2 separate regions of the Homo sapiens genome follow, and region 2 is linked to region 1. Evidence: chromatin loops called from intact Hi-C (ENCODE). Cell type or tissue: Caco-2. All regions are shown on one strand.

The links. Hi-C counts contacts between places; a loop is a spot of excess contacts. Peaks named below come from ENCODE experiments on the same cell type or tissue, not always from the same donor. Only the 100,000 strongest peaks of a DNase experiment are listed, where the experiment ranks them.
Region 2: it touches region 1 in a loop (5-fold over the local background); 16 of 110 quality-filtered maps call a loop at or near these places.

What each region holds. Positions count from the first base shown.
Region 1 is chr1:231,232,807-231,235,306 of GRCh38, forward strand. All of the region lies in intron 2 of FSAF1 (40S small subunit processome assembly factor 1), which reads right to left. Among named protein-coding and RNA genes, the nearest start is that of FSAF1, 7.1 kb to the right of the region's middle. In Caco-2, no CTCF peak of the experiment used is centred here; DNase peaks (open chromatin) are centred at 475 and 1,395.
Region 2 is chr1:231,416,226-231,418,725 of GRCh38, forward strand. The region is part of intron 1 of EGLN1 (egl-9 family hypoxia inducible factor 1); the gene reads right to left. Among named protein-coding and RNA genes, the nearest start is that of EGLN1, 4.8 kb to the right of the region's middle. In Caco-2, no CTCF peak of the experiment used is centred here; no DNase peak of the experiment used is centred here; H3K4me3 peaks cover 189 bases.

The sequences.
Region 1 (2,500 bases):
TTTTCTCTTACGCGGCTTAGATTTTCTTTCTTTTTTAATCTATTAGTTGAAGTGCCCAACCAACCTGTCTCCAATTAGAGAGAGAGTAGCCCGGTAAACAAATGCTCTTTTAAAAATGCAGACGGCTGTATGAATATTAAGAAGTTTGTTCACACCTTGATGAGCCTAAATTACTTCAGCTAGATTACTTTCTTCCTAACACCCATCTGACACTGATCTACTCAGGAACAGGAAGTCTGGCGTAAAAGTAAGAAGAGGCACTGGAGCATGGAGGATTTCCGGGTGGAGTACCATGCAGTGGGCTACATCCACATTGCGGGGCAGTATGAGAGCTGCAAGAATTTGGGGAACGATCAAAGCTATTTGACTATAACTTGCAAGAAATGTCTCTGTCTGGCGATGGCTCAGAGTCAGTGTACTTGTGTCACTCAAAGGACAAAGAGCAGAGCCTAACCTCACCTATGCTCTCTCTAGTATAAAAGTTATGTACACAGTGTTGAAGCCAGAAAGCCTGGGGTCTGAACCCAACCTTTGGCACTTACTTCAGCTCCATAATCCTTTATCTGGCATCCTTAGGGTCAGGTTCCAGCTTTAAAATTCAGAAGTCTTTACATTTTAAAAAGGCAAAACTGAATATACTGAATATTACAGACCACTTCCAGTAGGGTCCAAGGCAGTAATCCATAATTAAACACATTAATATTTCTGTGGCAATATCTATGAATATTCACACCAAATGAGATGAACAAAAAATTTTTTTTTTTGAGACGGAGTCTTGCTCTGTTGCCCAGGCTGGAGTGTAGTGGCACAATCTCGACTCACTGCAAACTCCGCCTACCGGGTTCAAGCGATTCTCCTGCCTCAGCCTCCTGAGTAGCTGGAACTACAGGCGCATGCCACCACACCCGGCTAATTTTTGTATTTTTAGTAAAGACAGGATTTCACCATATTGGCCAGGCTGGTCTTGAACTCCTGACCTTGTGATCCGCCTGCCTCAGCCTCCCACAGTGCCGGGATTAAAGGCATGAGTCACCGTGCCCAGCCGAACAAAAATGATTTTTAAAAGCTTCATCAGGTTTTTCTGCCAAATAAATCTGCACCAATCTTAAAAGAAAAGGGATCAATCAAATTGTGGTTTCCAGAGCTCTGGGTGTTTGGAATTGCAGATATGGGGCTGTGAGGTTAATGTTTAACTACAGGCAAGTAACTTAACCTCTTGTAAGTCTCAAGCTTCTCTGTGAAATGAAGACAGGTGCCAGGAATTGTGAGGATTGAGACCATAAATGAGTTAATGAACATAAACAAACACTCTCAGTACACCCCCAATAAATATTAGCAATTCGCTATATGCTCAGGGGCGGCCTTCATGTACCTCAGTCTCAGGATGCAAAGGTCCCTTCTGATCTACAGAACACTATTCTATTATGTGTTTCTTATCTCTTTCTTATCTGAGGCCACAAAAGAGGCTAAGGTTCCTGAAACAGGGGCAGTGAATGATTCACGTTAAGATGGCCCAATGCTAGCTGTGGAGAAATGGCAGTGACACAGCTCTAAGGGCTGAGCAACACACAGGTGTGTTAAGCTACATCTGACGCTTTCATTGCTTAAAAGCATAAGAATTTTCTTCCTTACAGGCAGCCTTGCACTTATGAAAGAGTAGGTTTGCCCATTCATTTTTTTGAGATCACTAGTCCAGGCCACGCTATTTTGAACCTGGACCACTGCAACAAACCCCTACATCAGTCTCCTCATGCCTCTTGCTATTGCTCCCTTATAATCGATTCACCACATAGGAGCTACAGTGATCGTTTTAAAATTTAAATCAGATTACCTCATGCCCTTGCATGAAATTCTTTGGTGGCTTCTCATGTACTTAAGACTAAAGTCCCAAGGCTCACTACTGCCTATGAGACCTGGCAAGGGCTGGTCTCAGCCTGTCTCTCTTGTATTAGCACCAACCATTCTCCCTTCTGTCCTAGTCTTGCTAGACTTCTTCCAGCTCCTTGAACACACCAGGCCTCTTCATACCCCACAATGTTAGCAAGGCTGTTTTCTCCCTCCTTGGCTCACTCTTCCCTGCCCCATTCACCAGCACCATTTAATACAGCATTAGCCTGAATGTTACCTCCTGAGAGACCTCCCTGACCACTACATCTAGACCAGGTTCTGCATGGTACTCCAGGACCCTATTTGTTTATAATTCTTTCTAATTATATTGCTCAACTCCAAAGTAGATTGTACAGTATACTCCATAAAGGCAAAGCACTATTATCTTCTTCACTGCTCCATCTGCAAGGTCTGCAGACAGCAGGCACCCAGTGATTGGTGGAATAAATGGAGGAATGAATATGTGATCCCATACTATTTCCAGCCAAATTACTTGTATAGTCACTACATTAAAAATGGGACATGGGCCGGACGCAGTGGCTCACGTCTGTAATCCTAGCACTTTGGGAGGCCAAGGAGGGCAGATCACGAGGTCAAGATCGAGACCATCCTG
Region 2 (2,500 bases), 180 kb after region 1:
GGACTCAAGCTATCGTCCCACCTCAGCCTCCCAGAGTGTTGGGAATTACAGGGGTGAGTTACCACATCTGGCCCGGAATCCATTATCTTTCAAAGTTAAAATGATCTCTATTATCATCTCCTCCTCCTCCACGTAATTAAGGATTTGTGGGTATTTTTGTGGATTATTAGGTAGTAGATAAGTAAAGAGTTACATACATACAAAAAAAAAATTTTTTTTTTTTTTTTGAGATAGGGTTTTGTTCTATCACCTGGGCTCAAGCAATCATCCCACCTGAGACCATGGGCTCGCACCACCATGCCTGGCTAATTTTTTAATTTTTTTAGAGACAAAGTCTCACCATTTGCCCAAGCCAGTCTTGAACTCCTGGGCTCAAGCGATCCTCCTGCCTCAGCCCCTCAAAATGCTGGGATTATAGGCGTGAGCCACTAAAGCCCAGCCTAAAATAATCTTTTAACGTAAAATAAAATTCCTTTCGAACTAAAGGAGTTAGTTTACATGTAAACTACACATCAACTCACTACACAAAATGTTTTCACATATAGTTGATCACAATCTATTAAGACTACCCTCTCAGTCCACACGTCCCTTATAGCTGACAGAATTACTGCAGTTGTACTATTTTCAGCCTTTCTACATACAGAGTAACTCACTTTTAACTTAAATTCTGACATAGTTATAAAATCATTAAACAAGTAACTTCAATTTGTGTATCCTGGATCCCAAGCATACAAAGAGAATGGAAAAAGGAGATAAAGGTGTACTTATGTATTTAGGTTTAAATAACATAAGTTTATTTTCTCACAGTTCTACAAGCTGAAAGTCTGAGATCAGGATGCCAGCATGGTCTGGTACTGATGAGGGCTCTCTTCCTGGGTCAGTTTCGTTTTTAACATCTAAGAGGATTGTTCACCACATCTCTGTTAGTGATAATAAAACAGCTGCATTTTCCTCATCCTATTCTTTGCTCTAAAAGCCATAATCAGCCAGACCTAACTAATTAACTACAGTAATAGTGAAAAATCTTAGTAATATAATCTGCTGCTTATTAGTCCCAACCTATTTTATTACTCCTTTTCTTTATGTATGTTTTAACGGAACAGATGAAGTTTTGGATTAAATTCCAAAAATGTTATGTATATGATTCTAGTATTTCTATTTTAATGGGAAAATGTTTTCCTTCATAGTGGCGAAGAAACTCCAACAGAAAAGTTCAACATTTTCCCATGATCCTCACTCCTCTGCATTCCTCTTCCTCCTGTACCCCCAAGTCAAGGCACACTACTCTTCACAAAACAGCAGACCATGGTTTCTTTCTACTGCATATCATTGAGACTCTTCTTGATGAAAACAAGCATAAGCAAGGACATAGGATCAAAGGGCAGGGTAACGGCAAAAAGGAGAAAATCCCAAAAAGACCAGAGAAAGTGGAAACAGGAGCTTGGTTGTATCAGTGGCTACAATTACATTTCTGTTTTTCTCCTGTATGACTTCATTTTTCCCTTATGGTTCCTTTTTTAAAGTAGTTGCATAAACAGCGGCCAGATAAGCATGTTTGAAGTAGAAATTCAGGGGAAAACAAAGCCTACACTGAATGGGCCACAGACTATCATGTATCATCTGATTACCATGCCCTGACATAAAGAGCATGCAATATACATGATGTAAATAAAAAAGAACATCAGATTCTTAGTCAGAAAACCTGAATTTAAGTCCTAATATGCTGCAGAATTTCCAACAAGTGAACTAACTTTTCCTGAGTCCCACTTTTCTAATCTATAAAAAAAGGGATACAACCACCTGCCTACTGCTGTGAAAGTTGAAATGAGAAAAATACTACACATTTGCTGCATATAACTTTTAAAATCACTATAATGTTATGAAGGATAAAATTCTGAATTGAAGTCTCCCTCTGCAATCACATAAAAAAACCATATTCTGACATCTGTTAACAGTATACTGACAGGCGCATAATTCAGGTGGATAAATACAAAAGTGGCTTTTAAGCCACTATCTGAAATAAACATTGTACAGTCACCTAATAAAAAGTTTTACACAGCCCAACCATAGAGTATGATTACTCACATATAAAGCTAGTGCTATTCACCCACTTTCAACAAAATATATGTATCAAATTGCAGTTCCAGCAGTGTGCTAAATAATCTACATCTCATTTAATGTTCTACCTATAACTAGCGTAGTTAAAAAAGAGCATGGGTTTGATATCTGAATGACTTAAGTTTGAACACCAGCCAGGGTTATAGTAAGTGGTAGACCTCTGCCAAGTCTGAGCTGAAAATCCCTCAAATGTAAATTAGGAATAACACTACTCACTTCACAGAATTAAGATTATTGTGGCCAGGTGAGGTGGTTCAAGTCTGTAACCACAGTACTTTGGGAGGACAAGGCAGGAGGATCCCCTGAGCCGAGGAGTTCGAGATCAAATGATCAGCAAGACCCTGACTCTACAAAAAAAATTTTTTTTCATTTGGCCAAGTAT